7 separate regions of the Mus musculus genome follow, and all the other regions are linked to region 1. The links are chromatin loops, found by intact Hi-C in ENCODE. Cell type or tissue: left cerebral cortex. All regions are shown on one strand.

Evidence for each region. A loop is a pair of places that touch in the nucleus more often than their neighbours do. Peaks named below come from ENCODE experiments on the same cell type or tissue, not always from the same donor. Only the 100,000 strongest peaks of a DNase experiment are listed, where the experiment ranks them.
Region 2: a loop joins it to region 1, with 4 times the contacts of the local background. A loop is called at or near these places in 3 of 42 quality-filtered maps.
Region 3: a loop joins it to region 1, with 2.5 times the contacts of the local background. A loop is called at or near these places in 13 of 42 quality-filtered maps.
Region 4: a loop joins it to region 1, with 3 times the contacts of the local background. A loop is called at or near these places in 2 of 42 quality-filtered maps.
Region 5: it touches region 1 in a loop (2.4-fold over the local background); 3 of 42 quality-filtered maps call a loop at or near these places.
Region 6: it touches region 1 in a loop (2.3-fold over the local background); 6 of 42 quality-filtered maps call a loop at or near these places.
Region 7: it touches region 1 in a loop (1.9-fold over the local background); 3 of 42 quality-filtered maps call a loop at or near these places.

What each region holds. Positions count from the first base shown.
Region 1 is chr4:119,807,079-119,811,078 of GRCm38, forward strand. It overlaps a transcript of Hivep3 not described here. Among named protein-coding and RNA genes, the nearest start is that of Hivep3, 5.6 kb to the right of the region's middle. In left cerebral cortex, a CTCF peak has its summit at 2,365 (motif pointing left); a DNase peak (open chromatin) is centred at 2,376.
Region 2 is chr4:120,127,585-120,131,584 of GRCm38, forward strand. It overlaps Hivep3 (human immunodeficiency virus type I enhancer binding protein 3), which reads left to right. Exons shown (of 9, transcript NM_010657.3): 7 at 692-778. Among named protein-coding and RNA genes, the nearest start is that of Edn2, 32 kb to the right of the region's middle. In left cerebral cortex, CTCF peaks have their summits at 2,139 (motif pointing left) and 2,346; DNase peaks (open chromatin) are centred at 340, 702, 1,035 and 2,119; H3K27ac peaks cover 1,227 bases.
Region 3 is chr4:119,732,711-119,736,710 of GRCm38, forward strand. It overlaps a transcript of Hivep3 not described here. Among named protein-coding and RNA genes, the nearest start is that of Gm35957, 11 kb to the left of the region's middle. In left cerebral cortex, a CTCF peak has its summit at 1,028; DNase peaks (open chromatin) are centred at 972 and 1,999; H3K4me3 peaks cover 2,076 bases; H3K27ac peaks cover 1,291 bases.
Region 4 is chr4:119,962,679-119,966,678 of GRCm38, forward strand. All of the region lies in intron 1 of Hivep3 (human immunodeficiency virus type I enhancer binding protein 3), which reads left to right. Among named protein-coding and RNA genes, the nearest start is that of Gm38632, 69 kb to the right of the region's middle. In left cerebral cortex, no CTCF peak of the experiment used is centred here; DNase peaks (open chromatin) are centred at 436, 2,443, 3,136 and 3,650; H3K27ac peaks cover 2,559 bases.
Region 5 is chr4:119,759,038-119,763,037 of GRCm38, forward strand. It overlaps a transcript of Hivep3 not described here. Among named protein-coding and RNA genes, the nearest start is that of Gm35957, 37 kb to the left of the region's middle. In left cerebral cortex, a CTCF peak has its summit at 1,914 (motif pointing right); DNase peaks (open chromatin) are centred at 756, 2,943 and 3,346; H3K27ac peaks cover 2,876 bases.
Region 6 is chr4:119,877,582-119,881,581 of GRCm38, forward strand. The region is part of intron 1 of Hivep3 (human immunodeficiency virus type I enhancer binding protein 3); the gene reads left to right. Among named protein-coding and RNA genes, the nearest start is that of Hivep3, 65 kb to the left of the region's middle. In left cerebral cortex, no CTCF peak of the experiment used is centred here; DNase peaks (open chromatin) are centred at 1,512, 2,315, 2,889, 3,312 and 2 more places; H3K27ac peaks cover 2,172 bases.
Region 7 is chr4:120,031,124-120,035,123 of GRCm38, forward strand. The region is part of intron 2 of Hivep3 (human immunodeficiency virus type I enhancer binding protein 3); the gene reads left to right. Gm38632 (a long non-coding RNA gene) reads right to left here and starts at 2,270. Exons shown (of 5, transcript XR_003955100.1): 1 at 2,133-2,270. In left cerebral cortex, no CTCF peak of the experiment used is centred here; DNase peaks (open chromatin) are centred at 1,623, 2,044 and 2,903; H3K4me3 peaks cover 2,580 bases; H3K27ac peaks cover 2,772 bases.

The sequences.
Region 1 (4,000 bases):
CTTAGCCTACTCAATGAGTTCTAGACCATAAAACAGGTACCAGCATCTGATCAATGACACCCAAAGTTGTCCTTTGGCCTTCACACACATGTGTGCACACACACTTGTACAAATGCATGTCATGTACACATATGTACATGCCTACCCTCAAAACCTAAACCTATACTCAATCTAAAGCAATTGAATGGTCAAAATATTTAATAAATGAGCTAGCAATGAGGAGGCTGTCAGTGTGAAGACTGGATCATAGAAAGTTTGCTCTTCTTCTTCCTCTCCCTCCTCTTCCTCTCCCTCCTCTTCCTCTCCCTCCTCCTCTCCCTCCTCCTCTCCATTCTCCTCCTCCTCCTCCTCCTCCTCCTCCTCCTCCTCCTCCTCCTCCTCCTCCTCCTCCTCCTCCTCCACTTGCCTCTTGGTTTTGACTTGTCACTTCCTTCCTGCACACACTGACACAGCAGTCCTCCTCACTGCATTGTACTCAATCTTAATCAGCTGTTCTGCTGAGTGGGTTAGTGAGCCTGGCAACTGAACTGCCCTTTGAAGAACGTTATGAAACTAGAAAGGATAGTACGCACTTAGGGCAACAGAATTAGGTCCCAGTTGTCAGGGCAAAATGATGGGTTTATTCTTACAATATAATGTGTAAGTGGGATAAGTAAATGTAAGGTTATGGTGTGAGTGTAGACCAGGAAAGAGTGTGACTCAGTAGCAGTAATTACAGATAGATAGATAGATAGATAGATAGATAGATAGATAGATAGATAGATAGAAAACCAAACAGATTGATCAATCAATAGATAGATAGACAGATATAAAGAGCAATATAATTGTATTGCTTTCATCCCCAGATTCAATTGTTGTCCCAAGGACTTGAAAGAACTTTATAAACTAAAGATTACTTTCCTTCTTCGAGACTGAGGATAACCAAGACTGTATAGAATGTTAGCACCACAGACCCAGGGTCCTTTGTCTTCCTGCTTAGTCAGTCTCATCCACATGAAGTCCAAGCCTGCATTCCAGAGAACAGGAAAGAGAATTGGAGGGAGAGTGTGATCTTTCCCTTCAAGGACTGATCAGAAAACTACTCAGTGTACATGAGCTTGCAACTCAGAGCTAAAGCCTGTCCCCAGGACACACCTACAAGGAATGCTGAGAAATGTAGTCTTAGGTGGTGAATAGCTGAGTTACTACTAAGATGGGAGGAGAAGAATGTATGCTGATGGAACTTTAGCAGGCTTGAAATAAAGCCAGCATGCACATCAATGTAGTCTTACTCCCAGAAAAACCTGAGCAACTGTGTATTGTACTGAGAGAAATATAGAAGTCTCTAGAATGAGATAGCTAGCTTTCCCAGAACAAAGAACAAAACAGCAAACATTTAGTTTTGACCAGTCACATACGGTATTTGTCACAATTTTCCCCTGTGTTTATACTTTTATGATCCTTCCATAATGTCAAATGCACACTTATCATGTGAATTGTCCAAATCAGGCTGTCCCAAGGGCTGTAGTTTGTGTATATATGCTTAGTAGAAGCATGGTGGTCACATCTAGAATGTAGGAGTCTGTGTTCCAGGGAGCTGGTGAATGTACGGAGAAATGCAGGTGAGCCAAAGATGATGACCAGAGGCATCTCAGCCTGGACCAGCTCACATTCCCGAGGACTTGATCAGCATTCTCGAATAGTTGAGGAATATTTTGGTGATTAGGAGTGACTCAAATCTTGTTTGTATCAAGAGAGAAGAAGGAGAATTGGTAAGAGAAAGTTCTAGAAGGCAGACCAGAGTGCTGAATATTCAAGGGCTTTCTAGTTATTGCTTTTCACTTGAGAACCTATAATCAGGCATGTTATATAGCTAGCCTCAGTTTATTCTCCACAGCGCCAGGAGGTAGGTGTCACCATTATGTCTCATATTAGCTGATTTTATTTATTATTATTTATTAACAAAATTTCTGACAGAAACAACTTATTAGATGAAAGGTTTTGTTTTGTTTTGCTTATGGTTTGGAAGGGTACAGTCCATCACAGCAGAGAAGGCATGGTGGGATTCATGGCAGCGGGGGTGTGTGGCAGAGACCCATTATGGCAGACAAGGAAACAGAGTGGCCAGAACTAGGGACCACACCCTCAGAGTCCCCTCTCTAGTGGCCTACTTCAGCCAGCTAGGACTTACCTCCTAAACTTTAGGACCTAAGGCTCTTCAGCACCACCCCTTTTCCTCAGTAGCACCAGAAACTGGGGTGAGTGTTCAAAGCATGATTCTGGAAGGCACATTTCCCTGTTCAAGCCACAACACCTCTGCTTGACAACTGAGAAAGCAATATAACCCAGGTTACAGTAGCCTTAGCCACAGCTACTCCCTACTGCCCCCTTGTGTACAAATTAAATGTCTTGGATATGTAAATCCTGGAGTAGTGCCTGGCACCCAGTAAGAGGGAACACTTACTGGAATCCCTGCAGTTCTCACTGCGGTGGGTTTCATAGTCTGTGACTGAATACCGTGAACTTGATGCCGTCAGATGACATGTTCACCTGCTCGTAATTTGGACATCTGAAGTCTTCAGTCCGTTTCACTGGGTGGTAAGCAAGCGTTGACAGGGACAGTGCTAAGCTCCCTCCAGAGGCTTGAGGGGGATGGGGGGGGGGGGGTCAGGTGTGTGTGTGGATTCTGTTCTTGCTTTTTCCTACATTTGATGGCTTCTGACTTGTCCTGGCCTGGCTGCATCCCTCTGATCCTGACCTCTGTAATCCCATGACTTCTCTGCCTGCTTCCTGTCTCTTACAAAAGATCGTTGTGATTCCAAGCAGAGTTCTCCTAGTTTGTTTAGAATAACCTTCCCATATCCAGAGTACTAATTTATTCACATCATTTGTATTAAGGTAAGGCTCATTTTCCAGGCGTTAGGTAGCACATATCTGTGGGGGGCATTGTTTAGCCTTTCCCAATGCGATTTTGCATAGACTGGATGACCTCAGATTTTCTTTACACTATTAGAAAATAACTTTATGGCATCAAGTAAACTATAATATCTATCTATCTTTTGAGGTCTCTTTTTCTGAAAAAAGATTTTAAATAAGGCATGGGTTAAAGGAAATAATTCTTTTCAACAAGCCATAGACAAATACTATTATTATGTTACTGGATAATGATTTCTTTGTTCTACGGATTTAAAATTCAGCCTTCATGTCTTACCTTCACATGACAAACTATAGTCAAATTGTTTCTTGGCCATATTCAGTCCACCAGCCTGTTTTGCAGGTTCTGCAGTGTGAGGCTCTTTTGGTTATTGTAACACTGAAGTGTTATGTATTTCTAACTGGCAAATAAGCCTCTTCTTCCTTTTCTGGTTTCCCGGCCAGTGGCCCTTCTCCTGCTTTCTTTCTCGTTGGGTATTTCAGCTGTACTGGGTACGTTATGTACACCAGCATTACTCAGCACTCAGGATGCCAAGGAGGGAAGAACTGAAGCTTAAGGCTAGCCTGGGCTACATAGCAAGATACCATCTCTAAACAAACATCCATCATCAACAACCTCCGTCCTTACTGTTACTTTAACGTGGTATTTGGAAGAAGAGCCATTCTGGAATTGTCTACCCTACAAAAATGATCCTTTCAGTCTTGTTTATCATCATCATCATCATCATTATCGTTATTATTGTGAATCTGCTTCTGTATCTCCATTGAACATTTCTCAGTTTTATTAATATATAAGTTTAATTCTGGGACTTGTATTTTAAAAACAAATAGGTGGTGGCTAGTAGGTAAGAAGGTAGACTGGACACTGTAGAATGTTAGTAATAATAACCAATAAGAAAATAGAACAACTTAGAACCAAATACTCTATCAAAACTTTGTAAACTGGAAAGTCTGTCTGTCTGTCTGTCTGTCTGTCTGCCTCTCCCTCTCTGTGTCTCTCTCTCTGTTCTTTTATAGGTAAGTGATGAAATCGGTAGCAGGTGATGTTACAGAAGAGAGGGAATACTACATATTTAAATCATTTGAC
Region 2 (4,000 bases), 320 kb after region 1:
CAGTTCCCCAGCCTATGGGGCCAGGCCTACAACTTGGGGCAGTACCTCAGGGCTTCACAGAGCCTTGGACAACCCATTCCCATAGCACTCTAGTCCTCTGTCTGCACTGTGCCCCAGAGAGGGGGCTGTCCCTAAGACAGTCCCAGCCTGCGTCCCAGAGCCTGTGGGGCTCATGTCCCTTGCTGCTCACCTCACTGCTCCTGCAAGGAACCATGCCCTGCTTTCTCTGCTTAGACCCTAAGGATTGGCCTGATTGTAGTATACTCGGTCAGAAGAACTTCTCAGCCCGCAGCTACTGTATTAGTCATGAGAATCCCATGTCACTCCAGCATTTAAGATTGCAAATCATCTTATCTGAGTGTGCCACCAGCCCCGGGGCCCAAACATAAGACAGAAGCAGAAGAAAAAAAATGCACCTGAGTGGTCTTTCAACTTCTCTGTGTTTTAACCAGCATCTCTGGTTCTCACTGTACCCTGCCCCCTCCCCCCCAGCTGCATGCCCTCCCTGCCCCAGCTCCTGTGTTTGACCTTCTGTAGCAGTTACAGTTGCATAGTCTGGCTGCATGCTGGAGCACAGGAGGCCTTGGCCCCTGCCCAGCCCTCGGCACTTGTGTAAGGAGCTGTGGCCTGGCAGCTGTGTATTGCCCTCCCCCTACCACCAGGCCATGAGTCTGTTCTCATTTCTTTCCAGGGAATCTGACTAAGCACATGAAGTCGAAAGCCCACAGCAAAAAGTGCCAAGAGACGGGGGTGCTGGAGGAGCTGGAAGCCGAAGAAGGTACTGTACCAACCTCCTCTTTCCCTAACTCCCTCTCCACTTCACATCCCTCCCCCTTACCCCTGACCTTCCCCCTTTCCAGACACCCTCATTTCTACTACTGTTCCCCTTCCTCTCTCTCCCTCCCACCATCTTTCCCTTCTATGTCCTCCCTTCTAGTTTGCTGAACAACTGGGAAGCAGCAAATGTTAAATTCATAAAATGCTCCCCAGTGCCACAGAGCCAGTCACTGTGCAGTTCAGTATAACCTAGTGTTCCAGCAGAAAGCCAGCCCCAACGGGAACTCGGCGCACCCAGTGTGTGCCAAGCACAGTCTAAACACGTGCCTTGAGTTGTCTTAGTGGGACCTGGATAGATCTTCAGGCACTTAACTAGAAGTCTCTTCTGATAGGAACCTGCAATGTGGTCTGTGGGACTGCGAGTGTCACTGAGAAAGGCAAAGCTAGATCGGGTAGGTCCATCCCTTCTCGGCCCTGACACATCACTACAACCTGACTATGGTCCTCCAGCATCAGAAACAAGCTAGAGGCAGACTGATAGCAGACAAGGCAGGGGACACGGGTAAGGAGGGAGGCCAGAGGGGCTGCGGCAGATAGAATGACAAACCTTAGCTGTAGATTCTCAGGAGTCAGGGTCAGGGCTTAGTGTGACAAGACGAAGAAGGGAGTGGGTCAGGGGGGTGGGGGGCAGAGAAGAAAGGAGAAAGCTGTGGTTTTTATTTTCTGTTTGTGAAGCAATCTAACAAGAGTTAGATCATGTTTCTTTTAACACTGAATAAACCAATGTTTACAACAATCCACTCAAAGCACTGTCTTCACAAATTATAATGTGAGGCCCCCATGTTGTCAAAATGCATGCCAGGCTACTATAGATGGTGTCCTGGCGAGGGCCCTGTAACATAAGCCCAGACATGGGACCATGAAGGACCATGAAAGACAGGGGGCCTTGGCTGACCTCTATCCTCTATCCTTGAGTATAATGGGAGTGATACATATGTCCTCTGCCTGTGTGCGGAGAACTCCAGCAGGGGTGTAGGGATGTGATCTAGGCCAGACACATGAGCACAGTTCAGGTGAGAAGTGGTCTGATTCCAGATGCTTTCAGAGACTGAGCCCATAGATGGTCCTGCTACATCATAGAGGGCAGAGGAGGGGAGGGAAAGGGCCAGGGATGGCTCCAAGCTTTGTAACCTAAGAGACTGGAAGGATGGAGTTGTTACTTCATGCACCAAGGCAGACCCAGCGACGGGCATTAGGATCTGGGTATCCTAAACATAGAGTTGGTAGCAGGAACTGCCCTGAAGAGCACCAAGCCAGGATGCCCTAGCTCCAGCACACTGCTAAGGAATGGGTTGTCAGCCACTGCCACCCTGTGGCCAGTCTTAGAAACTGCACCCAGAAGGTTCTGTCCAGTGCCTTCCACTAGATTTGAAAGCACTAAAGGCAGAAAAAGGCCCATATGGAATATCAGGAAAGGGGGGGGGGGTGCTGAGCAGGCAGGGGAACCCTTTAGATGCCTGCAGGAATCAGATGTGGAGTGCCTGAAGTAGTGTGGTCTGGAGAGGGCTTCTTCCATCATCCCCGCCACACTGGGACTCATACAGGGGGCCTTCACTTTCTCCTCAGTAAAGAAGGGCTTTGGGGCCTGTCTTGATGGATGTCAGGAGATGCTGGCCCCAACTCCCTCCCCAGTCAGGACCCTGCTTCAGCCTTCATGTGCAGATGCTAACAGTGCCACCCTGGCCACCTGCCTATGGGAGGGGGAGACACAGACAGAGGAGATGGTAGCAGACACAAAAGGACATAAACCAGCCATTGTCACCCAGCAAGAGGAGGGCAGGGTGGGGATTCGTGGCTGCATCTGCTTCTCAAAGCATAATGCCATTTTGAACTGTAGTGTGAGACGTGAGGACTATGAACCTTAGTTCTGACTAGGCCAGGAGATAGCTGGATGATTGTGGGGCAGGCCGTGGCCTTCTCCACGCTTGGGTTTCACTATGTGAGTGAGGGCCAGGGCTGAGTAAAACCTGAGGCCTGCAGTCAGGGCTCCTGCCAAAGTCCTAGGTCAGCAGAATGAGCTGATGCAGGGCTTTGCCCCTCCCTCCATCCCCTGTCTGTTATGTCTCCCATCACCCATTCCCCTCGAGGCCTCGTCTCTTCGCTCCCATCTGCCCAAACTCTGCCCTTGGAACCTCCCTCTGCCTGACAACTCCTTCTCTACACACAATTTTCTCTCTCTTTCCTAGTGAATGTTCACGTTATCCACTTTGGTACCTGACCATGGAGGTGTTAGCATCACTGTTTCTGGCCCTCCTGGGCATGGTGGAGAGCCAGGGCTCGGGGACTATCTTTCCTGACCAGGAGAAAATGGAATATTGGTGCCCGGGCGAGCGATAGGGATAGTGGACACATTAGGCCACCTGGAACCAGTTCAAACTGGTCATGTCACAGCAGTCTAGTGATGGGCCAACAGAGCACAAACTCTCCAGGTCATCCCCCAGATTGTGGACAGCTGACCATTTCAGGGATGCCTCGGTCTCCATTGCTGATGGTGGCACAGCCTCACCAGCTGATGGAAACCTCCACTCCATAAGAATCCAGACCCGGAAGCTGACGTTCAGAGTGCTCCACAGGGCAGGAATGGCAGGGGTCAGGCCTGCCCTAAAGACTGAGGCCAGCCTAGCCCAGCAACTCACAGAAGCTAAACTCTGCCATCTGCCCAGAGCCGCTGTGTAGGCCAGCCTGGTCATGTTAGCATCTGGTTTGCATTTTAACTGACCGTGACTGTCTGCTGGACCAGCCAGCATGCCCTGTCCCAGAGTGATAGATGCCATCAGTAATGGGGTCATAGTGGCTGTAATTATCTGGGCCCTTGCTGTGTACCAGGCCTGCATTATTTTTTCCTCTCAGAAAAAGCCATACAGTGAGACATCCACTTAACAAAAGGAGAGACTGAGGCACAGCATTACAGCTGGCTCGTGGTGAAACCCACACTGAGAAACCAGAAAGCAGATGATCTTGTTTGCCCCAGTGAAGCCCTAGGCCTTACTTGGGAAGGTTACCTGATCCCCCTTACCTCGGTTTCCTTATCCACAGCATGAGCGTAAGAATAGAACCCCCAGTTCCCCAGTGATGCCAGGATTCTTTGAGGGCTACATGAATTCACGTACCTAAAGCCCGCAGAGCTGAACTTGTTCGTCGAGGCATGAGGTCATTGTACACT
Region 3 (4,000 bases), 74 kb before region 1:
TACACTTTAGGGACAGGTCCCCAGAGACGCCCTTTCCTCTCACAAAGCCCACCTATGGAAGGTTGTTTTTTTTTTTTTTTTTCCCCAATAGAACAGTCAGCTGGGGACTGAGTCTTTGATACAGGGTATGTTTAAGATCCAAACCATAATGAGAAAAACTCTATGCACTTAGTAGTTCCTTCTCAATTGTCCTTTCCCTTTCCTGGAAACCTCTAGTTTGTTTCCTGTATTTATACAGTTGCCCGTTCTGGACGCTCCACACAAATAGAACCATACCCAGTAAAGTCTTTTGTGATTGGCACGAATTTAAGGTTCATCTGTGTTATACCATGTATCAGAATGACCATTCCTTTTTATTACCAAACACTAGTCCATTGGCATGAACAAACTAAAATTTACTAATCAATCACCCATCACCCCATAGTTCAGTCGTTTCCCCCTTCTCTTATTAATGTGCTGCTGGGAACATCTGCATCTAAGTATTTTGTGTAGACATTCTTTTGAACATATATCTAGGACAGAACTGCTGGGTATCCACTGATTTTGTAGGGAGTCACATGATCTTGTTTACACACTGAGCTAGGAAGCCTGGGGAGGTGCTGGGAGCTAGCAAGACTATTTCCTTCAGCGTCCCTCTTGTTAGCAGGATCTTGTCACTCAAGCCAACCTTCACAGAGATACTTCCTGGCTAGGGAGTAGATCCGAAGTGTGGAGCTGGGCTCCTCCGCCTGACTCGCTTAGGATCTCCTCTGGTCAGGGACTGTCTCTTCACAGACTCCTTCACTGCTCCTCCCGTAGTCCTGGACTCAAAGCCAGTTTAGCTGAGGAAGATGAGAACCAACCTGCGCTCAACGTCAAGACCGCTAGCACTGGTTTACGCTCTGCCCTCTGAGCATCCGCGCAAGCGCGGCTTTCCAACCCCCAGCGAGGAGGCGGGGAGTGGGCGGAGCCGACGTCTCCCAGGCCAATCGAAAGCGAGCGCCCCCGCCCTCGGCGCTGTGGACTGAGCTTGACCCCGGTCGCGGACGGGGGCGTGGCCCTAGAGGGGGCGTGGTTGAGGGATGGAGGCGGGTCCTGGGGCTGTCAGTCGGCGCCCGCCGCCGCGGCTGCTCGCACGCCGGGCCTCTGGAGCAACCTCAGCGGAGCGCGCAGGTAAGGCCGCCGCGCCGCAGCGCCAACGCGTCCCTGGGGACCAGTTGTCCGCGTCCTAGGGCCGTGTCAGCGCCGCACCGCCCAGGGGGCGGGCCCGTGGCCTACCCTCCCCCACGGCGCCCCGCGGACCCCGACTGTCCGCCCATCCGCAGGGATGCGGGGTTGGGGGCTCGGGTCCCACACCTGTCCCCGTGTTGCACTCGTGGACAGATTTCGGAGACCCGGCGCAACCCGGGGCGGGGAAAGTTTGTTGACATCGGTGCGCCGCGGGGAGCGGGCAGCTGAGCCCTCAGGGATGCGCCTTGGGCAGCTCGGCCGTGGCCCGGGTGGCCCGCGTGGCTCGGGTCCAGAAGTCCTGCTGAGAACCGCGCGGGGGTCCGAGGCTGCTGCGTGGCGCCGATCGCTGCGTAGCGTGGGTCTCAGCCCCTTCCTCGTAATTTATTGTGGACATTTAGACGCGGTGGGTGGGCGAATTTAGTTAGCTTTTTCTTAACACCTCTTGTTTGGGAGGTGTCTTGCCAGGGCCTGATTAGTTAATTAACAAGGTGGGAAAAACAAGATAGATCCTGATACGAAAGGCAAATAAGCAACTCCGTAAAAGCCACTTAGAGGTATTGGCAGTGAGAGATGCTTTTGGCCAAGGACAGCCCTGGCATCTTCTGGTTGTACCAGAGGGCTTAGGTACTCAGCGGAAGGCTTTCCTATGTATTTAGGCTCTAAAGTCTAAGGAAGGTTCTCTAGTTTTTCAAACATAAGCAGAGGAGGAAATGGACGCATGCTAAGGAAGCAGTTAAGGGAAAAACAGAGGCTCAAGTTAGTTTAGCTCCATGTCTGCTACCAGGTTACCTCTCCTCAGCAGAAAACCTCAGCTCTGCCTCCCACCTACCTCTCAGTCTTTCCAGGAGGGCTGTTTCCAGATGGGTAGGCACAACTGGTTCCCCTTTCAGACTGAAGACCTCTTGTTACCTGTAGTCTTACAGACCCGCCTAGGGATATCCTCTCAAAAAGGCTTAATTAGCACTTTCATCTGCCCATTAAGCAATGGACCTTGAAATCCTTTGTAATCAGGGGCTGTTGTAGTGTCGAATCTTTAATAATACCTAATTCATTTTAATAGTGTTTCTATAATAACCTTTCTACTAGTATGCCAGCCTTGCAACACCAGGACTTTGTGTTAGAAGCAGCAATTTACTAGAAATATTGTCACAGCAAAACCTCTCTAACAGATTTGCAACCCATGTTACTTAGGTAATTACTGCTAGAGGGTATAAGTTATTTTTCTTTTTAATATTTAGTGTAGTAGGTGTTACAGTGTTTTTGATCTCTGAGGTTGTTTGTCCCAGTCAGTGGAAATGGTGTCAGGCACTATGTAAATTGATTTTTTTGGGCAAAAAAAAAAAAAAATCACACGAATCCACGTTCTATAACTGATTCCTTTCTAGATAAAACTCTGAGCTAATAGCATTTGACTTTGTTTTGCCAACCTATGACAAAAATGAAGGTTTAGAAATATATTTAGAGGGGTATATTAAAGCTGCAATGATGTTTATAGCATATTTTATTAGTAAAACTAGCCAGTGCTCTTCTGAGTACTTTACAGGTATTTTATGTAACCCTCATGCTATCCTTACTGGGAAGGTTGAACCAGCACCCCATATTTCAGACAAGGAGCCTGAGGACCAGTTGTTTAACTCAGGTCAGACAATGAAACAACAGATTCTAACATAGGTAGCCTGAGTGCAGAGTCCAAATCCTGAGCCAGTGTGTGGTCCTGCTTCTCTAGACTCCTCTTTCCACAGGCATTGATTTCTATGTGCTGTTCCCACAGTGTTACGTTCTGCACCACAGGGAGGAGAAGGACACTTCACAGTGTCACATAAGCACTGGGGTGGAGTTCTTATGCGGTCCTTTACTTTGCTACCAGAATTCTATGACTTCGATGACAAACCATCATCTTCCCCCTTCCACCTCTTTATCAATGGGACAGCAGTCATGGAAGCAGATGAGCCAACTACCCTTGCTGTCCTGGGAGCTGGAGAGATGAGTTAGTGAACCTAAGAATGGAATGTCCTCTTGCTTAAGGCACAGCCTAAGATGCAGTATGAATGAATGGTGAATGTGGATGTGTGTGAGGGACAAGAACTGGAGGGTATACACTCTGCTGCTACCAGGCTCCCCGTGCGACTGCAGTGAAGGAGAGGCAGCACCCTGTTTAAGCATTGTTAATTTTAAAAATTACATTTATTAATTTATTGTGTGTATGTGTGTGTCAGAGTGTGTCAGACAGAGCAAGGAAGGGAGGGAGGGAGTGGGGAATAACTTGACCGAGTTGATTCTCTCCTTCCACCACACATGGGTCTACCACATTGAACTCAGGTTATCAGGCAACTGCCTTAGAGCCATCTCACCAGCCCAAATCTTTACTTCTGTCATCGTCATCGTCATCGTAGTAGTAGTAGTAGTAGTAGTAGTAGTAGTAGTAGTAGTAATCGTCGCGTAGTAAAAGCAGAGGAGAGATGCTTCCGTTAGCTGAGATAGCATGTGCAGTGCTGTATAAGGAAGGTATCTATGAGGAACCCTTGGCATTGGCATCATCCTGCAGGAGTCAGGTGATGGCAGGACCTGACTTGCAGACCAATGGGCTCCCAGAATTATGGTATCTAGGCTTGGGAGGATGCATGAGAAGTCACTTAGGGGGCTGGGGAGATGGCTTAGTGGGTAAAGTGATCGCCGTGCAAGCATGAGGACCCAAGTGCAGATCTTCAGCACCCACATCAAAACAGGATGCGTAGCATCAATCTGTAATCTCAGTACTGCTGGGGATGCAGACAGGGGGATCTTGGGACTT
Region 4 (4,000 bases), 160 kb after region 1:
CCAGGGACTAAGTGATGGGCCTTTGGTGTGTAACTTTTTCCATGCCCTTGGGCCTTTGGTCACCATTCTGCCCCTGGATTCCTTAGCATCCTTCCCGGAAGCTGAGGACCCCTTGGCCAAGGTTTTGAGATCTTCGCATTCATTTAACCTTTTCAAGGCCCTGCTCTCACCTCCTCAGTGTATGGTTGTGCCCAGCCCCTGACTGGTCACTGGTGGTGTCATGATGTCAGCTGCATGCCGGTGTAAGCAGTTTCTCTGCTCACTCCTCAGATGAGCAAGCCCCAGAACACCAGGCTTTAACAGGTTCTTCCTGACTGATTCACCCACACAGCAGAGTTGGCAGAAAAATAAAAACAAAACAGGAAAAGAGCTGAATGTGAAATAGAGGTTCCTATCAGACATGTTAGCCCCAGAGTATAGCTTCCAAGGTGTGGCAGACATTCAGCACTGTGGGAGAATTTTCCATAGCGTTGTAATCTTCCTGTCTGACTGGAACCTCTAGTCATGGTTGTCATCTCAAAGACTTGAACTAGTCTGGTCTCAGAGTCAGTAGTCAGTGGGTCGGTATGAACCTGCTGACCCTCAGAGGCCAGCTCCTTGTCCTTCTCTGGGGACAACAGCCTGACTCACACAACCTTTCTCCCTCCCAACCAGTAAGTGGGGGCTGGGAGGTTTGATTTCCTTCTCTGATCCAGGCATGGGGCACTTGGCCCTGGGTGGGATCAGCAGATATCTGCCAGGTTGTATTTTTTCCTCTTTCCTGCATCCTGATAGATAGTGAAACTGAGGTGGGGAGATGTTTAGCAACTTGTTCAAGGTCACACAAGGTCAAATGGACTTGGAGCCCAAAGCTAGCTTCAGAGACTGCCTTTCTCCATGCTGTTCTCTGCAGAAGCAGGAGGTTCTAGGGAGCCAAAGGGAATAAAATCAGGATAGTACAGCAAAGGGGGCCAGCCTGGTTGGGGGTCAGGGGGAGACATTTCCTACTTGTAAAGCATTGAGCCCACCCACAGGGCAAAAAGAAAGAGTACAGGTGTTGCAGATGATATGCCACGCAGCACATATCATCCCTGTGGGATGGGGAGCATACATCAAATGATATGCAATCTAGGGAAAACCTATGCCTTGTAGGGAACCCCTGGCTCAACTTGGAATCACTGTTAACACAGAACTCACTTCCAGGAGACAGGCACGTGGACGGGAAGAGAGGCAGTGTTGGATGGTCAGACATGGGTTGGGGGCAGCTCTCTTTATCTCTACGTTCAGCCAGTGTAGGAAGAGTCACTAGCCACTGTGCTATGTGTCTGAGTCAATGGTGGGGTATATGGAGGCTTAGAAGTTTCTCATGGCCTGTGTGTAGTGGCTATTAAATGTTGAGTAGATGGGTGGATGGACAGATTAGTAGATGGATGAGTGAATGGATGGATGGATGGTTGAATAATGATTGGAAGGAGGAAGGAAAGATGGAAGGATGGACAGATGGATAAGAGGAAGGAAAAAAGCAAGAGGGAAAGGAAAGAAGGAAGGAAGGAAGGAAGGAAGAAGGAAGGAAGGAAGGAAGGAAGGAAGGAAGGAAGGAAGGAAGGAAGGAAGGAAAGAAAGAAAGAAAGAAAGAAAGAAAGAAAGAAAGAAAGAAAGAAAGACAGAAAGACAGAAAGACAGAAAGGAGAAAAAGACAAACAAACAAGTAGATGAACTGACAGATAAGATTTGGTGATTATCCACTTGAAGCAGAGTATATTCCAGGTCCAAACTCTAATGCTCTATCATAAGGGTAAATCCAGGTCAAATCTAGAACATGGAAGCATTTCTTGGCATTTTTCTTGGCCAACCAACATGAAGAAATGCCTTGGTCCTTGGTCTTCTTAGTATACTGTAGACAGCTGAAGGGCAAAGCAGAGATGTGCTGAGCACCCACTATGTGCCCGGCATCCTTTAGTTTGCAGTGTAGGCCGGCATGGGATGAAGCAGGAGCTACAACCTTAAATAAAAGGATAGCCAGTTCACATCGTCACGACTGAACTGAAACCCAGGCCACGGCTGCCAATTTCTGTAGCCCTAGGTTTCCCAGCAGCCATCGGGAAAGCAAGACAAGTAGGGAGGCATTTCTTCATGTCCTTGTGACCTAGCCTGTGACTCGCCTGTGTTTTGGGTTCTCTCTGTGCACTCTGTGGGCCTTCAAGAGACCCCAGGCCAAGGCAATGGGCTAGTGAGTAAAGAGAAAGATGCTGGGGCTATTTCCACAGTGAGACCTGCAAGGGCATCTTAGTCAGATACAGGACCCATTAGTCACTGACTCGGGTGGGTGGGAGTGTGGAATGGGTCAGGCTGTGGGAGGGAGCCAATACCAGCCCCATGGAAAAACAACTCAGGACCCAAAGCTGGTGGGTGGATGCCCGGGTGGGGATGGGCAGGTTCCTCCTCCCCAGCACCTGTTCTGTCTGACATGATGCTGAGGGAGACGAGGGGAAGATAGGAAGATGCCAGGGACACAGAAGAGGGGAAGGGGCGGGCGGTATGCCTTCCTTCCTTCTCTGTAAACAAGCAGAGCTGCCTCCTGACCACACTTCCTCCCCCATCCTAGCTGTGCTGTGTGATATTCAGCAAGGGTCTCCCTTCTCTGAGCCTTCCCTTTGGCCTCAGTGTTTTGTCTTAAAAGTCACGAGAAATACCAGTGAATGTGTTTGTCACTAGGCTGCTCTCTGCCTCCCTGGTTAAAGTTGGCCCTGCTCCCTTGTGCTTTCAGAGGCCAGCTATGCTCCTGGCCACCCAGAACAGGGCAGAGGAGAAAATCCAGAGCAGGGACCATAAGTCATGGAGACAATGGTCTTCTAGAAGCCCCAGAGGGGGCAGCGTCATGGGCTAGGAGACCAGAGCCCACCCAAGGTCTTGGACTCAGGAAATTGCTCACATGTTACCTTTACATTTGCCACTACATTTTGTCAAATTGTGTGTTGGGGCTTCCCAAGAGTTCCCATGTTAGTTGTCAGAATCAGGATGAATGTGAGACCTTACCAGGGCTTAGATTGTGGAAAGGGGGATTATTAGACCAAGTGACCCCGCGGGATACACGCTCAGAGTGACTCTTCTGCACGATGGCTTCCACTTTCTGCGACATTCTTTCATAGGCTTATCTTAGCAAGCTTGCAGGGAAGCGGACTGTGCCACTCCAGAAATGCTTTAAACCTTTCAGTGTCTCTCTCCACCCCGCCCCCACCCCAGCCCCTCCAGGTTTGCAGTGTGTGTGTCTGTGTGTCAAAGTAGAAGAGCTACAGAAGAGCTGTGGATGCTCAGGGTGGCCCTCATCACCCTCAGCCGACTGTGCAGTACACTGCTCTTGGCATGGCCTCAGAGATGGAATAGTCAGAGAAAAGAAGGTAGTAGGATCAGGAGCCTGGGAGCGTGGTGGGTGGCAGCCCTGTCACCAGTACTCCTGCTGCTGGCCAGCCGTGTGGCTCTGCGCACTAAGGATGAGAAAGGGGAGCCCATCACTTCAGAATTGGAGCCGCTGCCACTTCTAACTGCGCGATTTTAGGCAAGTGTCTTCAATTCCCTGCTCTGATTTGCTCATCTCTAAATTGGGAATAGACAGCTTCCTGTTTATAACATGGTGGTGGGTAGGAAAGAGCTGGCCACGGCTGGATAGTGGGCGGCTGTGGAAACACCTCAGAAACACTGAGTTGATGTCAGATGGGAATACGTCATGGCTGCCGCTGTGCTGGGGTTGGGGAAGCTGGACTGGGCAGCCTGGAGTTGAGAGTTGACTGTCTGGTCTCTGGGAGCTGCTGTTCTCTTCCTCTGTAAAGTGAATGTGAACCCCATCTGCTTGACAGAGCTGTCTGTAACCACACAGTATAGCATTGGGAAGCTGAGGCTGAAACACATTTGGTAATACAGTGTGGGTTGGTACAGTGGCTTGAGGTGGAGGGAGGACCCGGGGAAGCCCAGCTTTCTTTCCAGGAAGGGAAAGTTCGTGGGGCAACCCTATTCCTCCAACTTG
Region 5 (4,000 bases), 48 kb before region 1:
TTCAGACTTGAGGGGTTCTAGAGTAGAACTCCAGGGGTTCCTCTGACTATTCCACAAGATGGTTCATGGATCTGGAGTCGCCAAGACAATGGATTAGCTGAAAGAAGTAGGCAGGGCTTGCATTTGTTTTTTATTTGCATATGCATGTGTAGCAACACCAGGAGGCCTGTGTGTATATATGTGTACATGCATGTAGAGGCTGGAGGCCAGTGATGGGTGTCTTCTTCGATTGCTCTCAACCTTTTTTTTGAGATTGGGCCTCTTACTGTTTAGAGCTTTCTATGGCCAGATCAGTGAGCCCCAGGGATTCTCCTATCTTTGCCTCTCTAGTGCTGAGATCCTAAGAAGCCTACAGTTATGCCTGACTTTAAAACCTTAAAAATAATGGGGGGCTGGAGATCTGAACTCAGTTCCTTATATATGCATCCAGGTATCTGTAGTTTAAAAGCATCTTGAGTGGTATAGAGCTTTAGTTGGGGTTGGGGGCAGTGTGAAGACAGGGGTCCTCTCCCACTGAGGCTGCTTTCATAGTTGTCCTTCAGGGCCAGTCTGTCTTTCCTATCACCTGGGCAGGCACAGGGATCTCCCCTGGGCATATATGGGTGAGACACCATGACCGATGTTCTTCCCCACTGCTACGGGCCTCTGTGAGGTCTGGGGGAATTTCTTCCAGTTCCCTCAGCTCATGGACTACTTGAAGGTGCCTTTTGAGAACTGGAGTGGGTGGCAGATGGAGTTGGAAGGCATCTGGTCCTGTCTTGGTGTGATGTCTTCTGTGTTATTGAGCTGGGCTCAGACGGTTGCTGACTGTCACATTGTGTGCCTGATGCTTTTCTTTTTTTTAAATTAAAATAAAGACCTACTGTTTTTAAAAGAGAATTGGCAGTAGACCAGAGAAAATATGAGTTTAAACTTGTTTAAAGAGAACAGATACTTTCTGCCTTTTGGCTACTTTAAGTACTTAAGAACAGGGAGGTGGTGCTCACCAGGCATAGCAGAGGGAGACCATGTGCTCCTGCTGGGCTTGGCTTATCTCTCTGCTTGATGACAGATCATGAGGTATCTGGCGGAATCTTGGGCTAGGCCCAGGGCAGGGTGGGACACCTGAAGGATTTAGGTAGGCATTGGCTATTTACCAAGTGGTCAAAAATTATCTCAGTATTTTGCCAAACAAGTATGTCTGCTTGTACATCAGCTATGGTAGTAACAGATGGTAAACATTGGTCAACCTCGGCTGCAGTGTGAAGTCAGTCAAGGCTAGGGGAAAGATGCTGTGTGTGGAGGCATGGTCACACATCTCTTGTCAGTGCTGTGTCCTCAGGGTCAGACACATAGTAGGTGCTCCGTAACTACGTGTGAACCTGTCACAAGCAACATTTGTCTGAGGAGAGGGACCTTCAACTGAGAGAATGCCTCCATAAGGTTGGCCTGTGGGCAAGGCTGTGGTCCATTGTAAAAATGAGTGCTTGGCGTGTGAGCTAGCACACTGTGGGTGGTGCCATCCCTTAGCAGGTGGTCCTGAGGTGTATGAGAATGCAGGCTGAACAAGCCATGAGGGGCAAGCCAGTAAACAGTGGTCCTCTGCAGCGGCTGCTTCAGTTACTGCCTGAAAGTTTCTGGCTCGACTTCCCCCAGTGGCCTGAGGGTGACCTGTGAGTTGAAAGAAGCCACAGACCTTTTCCTCCCCAAGTTGCTCTTTGGTCATGGTGTTTCTTACAGCAGTAGAAACCTTAATGAAGACACCTGCCTATCAATTTAGCCCTTTAGCTGTTAGGACTCTCCTAAGAGCCGGTGGCCATGAAGCCTCAGCGCTAATGAAGGGCCTGGGCAGGGCTAATGCAGACTCACCACTGTCAGAGTGCCAAAGGTAAGGGGGTGCGGAGTGCTCACCTTTATCATCCTATGTCATCTTTACCATCTCCCTTCACCCCAAAGCTCAAGAGAACAGCCAGAAGAGGGAGCAGGAGGCATGTCATGTCAGAGCTGGAGGATGGGACGAGTGCTCTGAGTGCTGTCTTCTGGCTCTGACAGAGCCACTGCAACTGGTGAACTCATAGAGACCGTGGTCACCTGTGCCAGAGCTAGCCAGTCAGCATTCCAGCATGGGCTGGGAGGGACCGATGAGGTCCTGCCCCTAGCTGAGGAGCTACTGGCAGAGAGCGGTTGTTGGGGGAGAAGGATTCATTTTTCTTCAATGATGTAGCTGTGTCAGTTGCCCATGACCTGACGAATAACCCTATGCTCGCCCATGTATGTGCAAGCAACCCTAATTAAGCAGAAAAAAAAGACATGAAGGTAGGAGAGGGATGTGCTGGGAAGAGGAAAAGATCCAGAGGGAGTGGGAGGGGAAGGAGAGAGCAGAATGGGAGGTGGATATGATTAAAACATTTTGTATGAGATTATCAAAGAACAAATAAAGACTCTACTAAGAAAAGTGCAGACACAATAGTGAGACCTTGCAGAGAAATGTTCCCTAGAAGCTAGGCTGCCCTCTGTGTCACATGTCAGCTTCAGGAGAAAAGACATTTTCATAACAGTAGAGCGTGAAGTGTCTTTAACCTGGTTCTGTGAAACCAGACTGCTCGCACCCTCCCTAGACAGTGTTGGGGCTACGCTGACAAGCGTGTGCTGCTGAGCTGACAGTTCAGCGTCTTGATTATGTTCTTGCATCTGTTTGTTTATTCTGCTGCATATCACTCTGGTCCAGAGTGTCACTTGTTTTCAGTTCCCTGGCTCGCCATCTTTATGATCCATCCTGAGCCAAGACACTGAGTCTAGCCTTGAGGTTGGCCATGCAGGCTCTAGAGCTCAAGTCTGGCTCGGTGTGCGTGTGTCTCCTCTGTGCCCTGGCTTTCTTGCCACAAATGGAAACAGTAATAGGTCCTGTTAGTGTTACTACAGGGAACACACTTAGGGACAAGGCCTGGCACATCTTTGGTGCCATATGGATGCTCGTTCCACTTAGAATCTAATTTTAAATGACCAGATTTCAAATATGCTAATGTAAGACACAGGCTCAACCAGGTGACTTTCATACTTGGGGCTGAGGCTTGGCAGTAGTTGGCACCTCTGCTCTGTTCAGAATATTTCAGTGGGGTTTGCCTTATAAATGGGTGGGGGACATCTTTGACTGTTAGGGGGTCTTTAAGGTTGGCTTGAACATATTTTTGTATATTTCTCAGCATTGTGAACCACAGGAGAGCTGCCACCTACCTGCCTGGAGATTGGCTGGGGAGACTTCATGATGCATCCCCATTGATGAAATGGAAGGAGCTATCTGAGAGGAACTGGGGAGCGATGGAACAGATGGTGTGAGTCAAAGTCACTCTCCCATCCTCCTCTTATTTTGAGATGCTGCCTCTCTACCTCATGTGATCCTGGTGGGGTGGTCATTAAAGTGGTTTTTACTTCATCCTGCCCTCATAAGGGGACATGAGGTCTAATGTGGGCTACCCCAGCATCACATCCTCCTTGTCACCTAGACTCGTTTGTGGATGCAGTGTTTTCCCAGACTGAGGTTCAGAGACATCTGTGGTTCTTCTACTAGACACATTTTAGTAAGCTATGAGAGTGTTGAACTGTCAAAGCCTGCCATGTATGCAGTCTCTCTATAGCTAAAGAATGAAGTTAGTGTACAAAGAGAAGTAGAGATAAGCAAGGAGAACAAGAAAAAGAGACAGAACATATGCATATAATTTGAATACCAAGATCAACCATGGCTAAACAGTCCTGAGGAGCGGGGTCTAGAAATGTTTTATACGTTTGATTTTCTAGAACTTTCGATATGGCCTTATATGAAAAGATTGAGGACAATCCACTTGGTACACATCGTGTGTGTGTGTGTGTGTGTGTGTGTGTGTGTGCGCGCGTGCGTGCAGGTGCAAATGGAGACCAGCGGTCAGTCTCAGATGTCATTCCCCAGGAGCACTGACCACTTTGCTTTTTTGAGGCAGGGTCTCTCATTGGCCTGACTTGCTGATTAGGGTAAAGTGGCTGTCCA
Region 6 (4,000 bases), 71 kb after region 1:
TTGAAGTAGGCTTTCCCTAAAATTTCTCACATTGGCTTTGAACTCAGTTTGTGGCTCAAGCTGGCCTCGAACTTGCAACCCTCCTGTGTTAGCTTCTAGTGTGGCTGGGATTACAGGCCTGTACCACAAGGATTCTGACTTTTATGACGCTAGGCGTCTGGCTTTGCTTGGTATTACTTTAGAAATGACAACACAATTTCTTGTTAATTGAGTGTATACCAGGAACTTGGTTCAGTGTCGTTAGCAACTAACACAAGGACAGTAGGATGTATCAACTTCTCGGCCACTTTATACTGAACTCATTGGGTCCTAAATGAACATTCCCACCAGGCCCTTTGTTTTCCTGTGGGGGAATCAAGGCTCAGAATGGGTGACGTGTTCATGCAGCTTGTAAGGAATGTGAAGAAAGGCAACTCCAGTGAGCCTGCTTTCTCCTCGCTTTAGGAAGAGCAGCGCCTGTCTACTTTCCCTTTTCAAAATGACACGAGCCCCCAGGTAGTGTGGCTCACAATCGATAATCTAGCACTTGGGCAACTAATGAAAGAGGATGGCATGTTTAAGGCCAGTTTGGGCGACACAAAGAAACCCTGCCTCAAAACCCATCAAAATAAAGGGGGGTGAGATATTCTGATAAACTTTGTAGAATATAAACTCGGCCAGAGGTGAGGCAGTGACAGTGGGCGGGACGTGTGTGTTATTATTGCTGTGGCCAAGTATCTGACAGGAAACAACTTCAGGGAGAAAGGGTTTATTTGACTCCCAGTCTGAGAGGATACCGCCCATCAAGGCAGGGAAGGGTTGGCATGGGGAGGGTAAGACAACTGGTTACATTGCGTCTGCAGGAAGGAAGCAGAGGACAGACAGGAAGCAGAGCCTGACTATCAGACCCCAAGGCCCAACCCTAGTGGCTTACAACCATCTGTCAGTACCAGCAGCTGGGGACCAGGTATTCAGACACACAAATGTATGGGAGACATTTCATATTCAGACAGCAGCACAGGATGGTTCAGCTCTGTGTGAAGAGATCACCAAGCTGGGGAAGGCTGTTCAACCTGGGGCTTTGCCTGGTTTACATGTGGGAAACCCTGCCTGCTGCTTCCTTAAGAAACCATTCAATAAACCTTAGAATCCCCAGATTTTTGTTCTCTGTCTGAGGTTGTGGTGGGATCCTGGAGGAGTTGGGTAGGAAGGCGTTTGAGAGGGAGAATCCTGGGTGTGTTTTAGGAATAAGGCACCTCAAGAAGATTGTGCTACAGCCTTCATCCAAAGGCTGCTGTGCACAGGTATGCTGTGTGGGCACTGGAAGTGGTAGTTTGTAGGTGGCAACAAGGGCTGGTTCCACTGTCCAGCATAGATCCGGTCACATCTGTAAGCTGTGCCAACACTGCCACTAGTAAGTAGGTGGGCATTCCTCCCAGCATCCTGCCAGCCCTTGATCTAGCAACCTAATAAACTCAGCTCCTAGCCTCCACTGTGTCACACTGCCAGGGAAGCGTGGGGCTTGCCTCACTGGGAGCCGTTGACTCTGCCTCAGCAGGGAAAGGATAGAAAGTGTGAGGCTTCACAGGCTCTTTGGCTTGTCTGGCTCCTCCTTGGAGAGCACTGTCAGCTCAGCATGCCTGGTTCCCTCCAGGGTCAGCTGTTCCACCCCGTCACTGAGCAGTGCAGCCAGAGTCCCATTGGCTACTGTGGGTTCCACTGCCTGGAGGTTGATATCTGAAGCATATTCATATCCCAGGATGAGGATGACTTCAAGGGAAAGTTGTAGGGAAATGTCAGGATCCTAGGGCACAGCCCTGAAACTACTGCAACTAACTGTTAGAAGGAGAGGTCACTTGAAAGAACAGTTTATTTTATCATGTCGTCAGAAGCTAGGGATCTGAAATCGGGGCATGAGTGGGGCCACGATCCTTTCAAAGGCTCTAGAGAAGTTTCCTCCTAGGCCTCTTGGTAGCTTCTGGTGGCTGCTGTTCATCCTTCCTGGTCCTGAGCTTATAGACACATCACTGTCTCTTTGGTCACAGGTTTTCTTTGTATATGTATCTGTATGTGTGGCTTCTCCTTGATCACAAGGGCTTTGTCATATTGGACTGGGAATAACCCCTCTCCAGGGTCACCTTAACTTAATTATATCTGCGAAGCCCCTGTTTTCAAATAAGGTCACAGTCCGGGGTTCTGGGTGGGTGTGGTGCTAGGGCATCTTCCAATCTGGTCCAGGCTCACTGGAAACAAGTGTAAAAACCTGTGAACTGTGGCAGCTGATGCACAGATGAAAACAGAGGCCCCAGGCAGCTTGCCAAGGGCTTCACGCTGGACTTTCTGTGGTGATAGAAGCCTCCTGTACTGGTACCTCTGGGGATGTGGCCGCTGTGACTGAAACACCGGGGTTTACATCAAATTTAGATTAAGTTGATTTACAGTCATTCTACCCCTTTTACTGTAATGATCCTGCTGGGGGAGGGATATGAAGCAGATTTCCCACTGAGGGCTGAATGCTCCACAGCCTCATACTCTCTGCATTTTGAATGGCTGCGAGTCTCTGTAAGGAATTGCCACCTACTACAAAGAGAAAGCCTCTCTGATGAGGGAGGGTTCAGAGCTGCACTAACTTATGGGCATAAGGAGAAGTATTTAGGGTGTAGCTTAATATTGTGTCCATTTAGCTGAACAAAGGCAGTAAGTTGTCCACAGGAGCCCAATGACTTCCCAGCGTGGATTCTCGGCCCTATTCACAGCACCAAGCACGAATCCCATCTTATGGAGCAAGTCTTAAATCCAATCTGAAAGCAGTTGGTTGCTCCCCAAACACTCATGTCATCATCTCACCAGTGGGCTGCTTGTTACTGTAGCTCACAGGGCTCACAGCTAAATATGATTGTTGATTATCCACCCCTGCCCGCCACAGCACCTTCTGGCATGATCGAGTGGGGCAGGCATCCAAGACAGAAGCAGTTTGCTATAACTCAAGTATATGGTATACTAAATGGGCTCTGGGAGGAGTTGGAGAGGGAGTGGACGGTGGACTTGATCGATATATATTCATATATAAAATTCTGAGAGGGGGGAGAGACAGAGACAGACAGACAGACAGACAGAGAGCACCTAGGCTAGGCACTGGGCATTTATGAAGCTGAGCAAGGTAGATGGAACCCTTCATGGGATCTAGGAAACGAGTTAGCCATGTATTGCCCCGGGTTCTGCCCCAGGTGGTACCTGCTAAGTCAGGGCTGTGGATAGGTCACATCCACTCTGAGTGTTCACACGTCCAGCATGCTCACGCCCAGGCACTGGGTTCCTTAGTGCCAGCCTCTGGGATTTTCCTATGGGAAACTTACCCAGGAGTTGCCATGGGAGCACATAAGTGACCCACTGTCGTCTGCCGGGACAGAGGGTTCTTGATGGACATGATGCTTAAACTGAATGCAGTCTGTGCTGCGGAGTCCCATGTGTGCTGAGGACGGGTGTGTGTGGTGAGCACCTTCTAAGAACATTCCCATGTGCTTTGCTACACAGAACCAGTAATAAGAGGAGACTGTTCTGGATCGGGACCTTGAGAAAAAGAGGTCAAAGGTTTTGTCATGGGCTCCACTTTGCCCTCTGTGGACCCTGAAGCTCATGGTGAAGAAACCACAGGCTAACTGTGGCACCCCTGTGGACACCAAGAAATGGAGGTTCAGAGAGGTAGAAAAACTTGATGATGTCATGCAGCAAGTGATTAGATAAGATGTAGTTATAAGCAGATTGCTAAGGATCCATTCCTGGGTCCCCCAAAATCCTTCTTGAGAAAAGCTGGTTTCAGTTTTGCGTTAGCTGTAAGTTGCTGTGAGCAGACACTGTTCCCCCACTCCCTCCCCCCCCCCCCGGGGTTGGATGATGCTCCTGCTTCCAATTCCATCTGGGATGGTGTTTTGTTGGGTTGGCGTCTTTGTTTTACGGACTGGCTGAGACTTGTAGGTGGATCCTCAAAAGGCAACAGCCATTTATGTTCCATTTACATCAT
Region 7 (4,000 bases), 220 kb after region 1:
CCAGGCCACTGAGAACAGGGGAGGGGTGGGATGGGGACAGGGATCTGGATATGGTGGGGTTGACAGCAGGATAATAGAAGTTATGCAAAGGCCCCCAAGAAGTGAGAACTGATTTACTATAGGAGCCAGCTGAAGCTGGGCTGCAGGGAGTGCAGCTGTTTGGGGTGAAATGGGATGGGGATGGGGAGGAGGGGTCCCATGCACATGAGAGCACATGGCCTCATTCAAGCTGGGCTTGGGCTGCTGGAAGTGCGGGGTGGGGGGGGAGAGTGGCATCCACAGAACTACTCGGAAGCTTGGTAACTGATGGGCAAGCAGGCAGCTGTGGGTGATCAGGCTCAGCTACTGTCACCCCTGCCTTCCCTTCCCATAAGCAGGACAGCCGTAGTGCTCTCCCTTCAGCTCCCGGGAGTGTGGCAGCCATTAGATAGCTGGGGCTCCCTCTGTTAAGGCTGGTGGTCTGGAAGTGATCAGCTTGCTCTGACCTGGATCTGGAGGGAAAGCATGGGCTCTGGTGGAGCTGTTGTAGGAAGGCACAGAAATACTCAGGGTCAATAGCTCTGTCTACTGGGCTCAGGTGTGTTTGAGATCATGGCCTTGGAGCCAGAGAAAGCTTGGTTCTGTTAAGGATCCTTTGGGGGAAAGACCCGATCCAAATAGAAACAATGGCAGACCTTTATGATCCAGAGAGTGTGTCTTCTTTATAGTCTGATTGCCCCTGCTCCTTATAACCTCTTGCTGAAGCTGTTCCAGGGTCGACAAGCTAGGCCTGGAGTCAGCCAAGCCAGGGCAGCTCACAATAACCCCCTCAGGGTCTGTACAGGCACCTGTAGACTGCAGACAGTGCCAAAGTCTCAAGGCCACTGCTTTGTGTTGGCTGGTGGGGACAATTGGGGGACTGCCTCAAATACATTCTTTGCTGTTCCCAATGTGGACCAAAGTAAGGCAGGTTTGGTACTAGATGAAGAAGCTTCTAGTAAGGGTTGACCACTGGGAAGTCCCTGATGACTCCCACCTCCACCCAGTCAGAGCCCAGAGAGATCCTGCCAGGTCCTCTGCTCCCAGCAATCCTTAAAGCTGATTCCCGCCTGGGAATGCATGGGCTTTCTAGATAGGGCTGGAATCTGGGAGGAAGACTACTGGCGGAGCTCATTTTAGAAAAGGCGATAGGCACCCTCCTGGCCCTGTGGATCCAAGGCATGGCACCCAACGACAGGGCTTCCCTGTCTGTCCTCTCTGGAGAGCCTGAGAGGAAATGACAGCGCGGGAGCCAGGGCGGGCGGGGAGGGAGGGGCGGTGCCCACAGTGACACGGCCTGTCACAGTGGAGGCGGCCGCGCAGACCCTCCCAGTGGCTGCTGGAGCCGGGGATTCCCCAGCCGCAGATCCCAAGCCCCAGCCGCCACGCGCTGCGTCGCCAGGCTGCTCCATGACCCCTGCTGCCCGGGCATCCCGGACCAGCTGGTGGCCAGGCTGTGCTCGCCCCAGACAGACAGTGGGGTCCCCGGGTTTGGCAACAGGAAACTCTGGGGAGAGAATGGAAAGAAGTGGGTGGTCCGGCCCCTGCGACTTCCCCTGACATCACTGCCCAAATAAGGAGCTTCCCAGCGGCCGCGGGGCGGCCCAGAGCCGCGCCCGCCCCGCGCCCACCCCGCGCCGCGTGGGCCGCCAAGCGAGCGCCCAGGGCACCGCCGGGCGGAGCCGAGCCGGGCGGAGCCGAGCGCGCGGGCGCTGCCGAGCCGCCGGAGGCCGGGCGCGCAGCCCGGCGCAGCCTAGCGCAGCTAGCCCGGCGCGGCGCAGCCCAGCGCAGCCAGCCCGAAGCGCAGAGCCCAGCCGGCCGCAGGTAAGCACGGAGCACGGAACACCCCGCAGCAACGAGGCTACGGCGGGTGGGCGCGGCGGTCCTAGCTTCCCGGATCCCTTGGGTGCGAGCAGCCCGGGCTCTGCGCCGGTGCACGCGCTCTGCGCTCGCGTTTTCCCAACGCTACTTCAGTCATCATCCTAGGGTGACGAGCGTTCCCGCGCCCGCACACCGCCGCGATGCGCAGCCCCATTCGCCCTTGGGTGCGCAGACTCCAGGGTCCTGTGCGGATTCTCGTCCCTTCTCAGGGACGCACCGCGGGGTCTACATACCTCTGGGAACTGCTCAATGGGTTTGGTTGTTCTGGCCACGTTTCCCCGGGAGGCCTCGTCAGTTTCAGACTGTCAGAGCACACAGCCTTTGCTCATTGCGCGCTCACTGTTAAGAGAGTGAAAGTAGCCCTGATCTGGTTCTTCCTTATCCCTGGCAGAATGGCACCTGGCTCAGAGGGGGTAGGGGGTGGTACATAGGGGTCCATACCTCTCAGTGGTAGGTAGTGTGTTGACATTGACAAGGAGATGTTGGGCCTCACAGACTAGTGTTCCCAGAGTCCTGCTCCATGGGTATTTCTAAGAGCACCAACCCTAGCCGCTTGGCATGTGCAGGGTGCTTGGGCTTGGGACAGGACTGATGGTGGCTGCAGAACAGGTGCGGTGGCATCAGCCTTGAGTTCTTAATAGGGGTTTCACATAGTGACCATTGCTCACCTATAAGAATATAGTGAATTTGTGTATTGTTTGGTGGAGACCACAGAGACCAGCCCACAGCAGTGGCTCACCCAGATCAGAGTGGTCCAAACTTCATTCATCTATGCTCTTGTCGTCTAGAAAATGGGGATGAGTGTCCTCCAGGGAGAACTGAGGGCCTGTGAGTTAAATTGTTTTGTAACTGTGAAGTTGTGTGTGTGTGTACTGGTTCCAGTAGTTTGAGTGGTTACTGGGCAGGCACTTGCCATGGCTCTGCTCTGTGACCTAGAACACCATTTCTGCCCTATCATCTGCACAGAAGCAGGCATTAACAAGTGTCCTTTGTGCTGGCTTGCAGATTTCCCAGTGTGTTCCATGGAACGTTCGTTCTGAAGGCTGTGCCACGAGTAAAGGTTTCCTCGTTTAAGTCTGGAAGTTTCCACAAGATCTTTATTACCCATCTGGCCAATCAGTCCAGATTAGCAAATTAAAGGCTCTGAAAAGTCCTGCAGGACAAGAACCTGTTTAACTTTGTCAAATCCATCATTCCTCTTGTTGGCTGTAGCCCTTTTCAAATTATATAGGCTTGCTTCTCCTAGAGCTGATGCAGTGCCGCAAACAAACTGACAGCTGATTTCTAATTGCCCTCTTGGGTGGAGGATGGCCAGGAGCTCAGAGCCACAAGTGGCCTGAGATCGCCCAGTAGTGACCAAATCCACTGAGTAGTTCCTAGAGACAGTTAAACTACCGTCAAAACACTGAGAACGGGGACCAGAACCCAGCGTCCCACCCAGTGCTCGCCCATAACTGAACTGCATGCAGATGTGAGGCGATTCCCTGCTGGGACCAACCTTGCTGCTTTATGCAGGCACCTATAGAAGTGCACTGAGAAACACATCGGTTTACATGATTGGTTATTGGATGAACTATTGATCAGCTACCTACTATGCACTATTTGTTTCTGGGACTCCATGAAGCGGGGATAACTGAACTTCATGACAATCAGTCTTTTCCTCAGACATGCCTGTATACTGCTTCACACTCAACAGCCATCTCTATACATAGACCCACTGTAGAAGTAGATCCCTCCACCCCCACCCCTTCTGTCTTTCACATAACATGTGTGCGCACTCGTGTACACACACACACACACACATGATCCTGTCCACTCATCCACACAAGCTCACACTCTCTCCTACACACTCTACTCCATATACTTGTTCACACTCACACAACTGCTTCTACACACACACACACACACACACACACACACATCCTGTTGTGCCCCAGTCTGTGGCCAAGAGTCACTCATCAGAAAACTCCCTTGTCCCCATGTCCCCAGAGTTAGCAGTTGCTCCTCAGGATGCATCCTGAGTGAGTGAGAATCCCTCTTGGGGCTAAGCCAAGGCCAGGGGTTCTCAGTGTCTCCCACTTTCTTTCACTTCCTGCCCTTT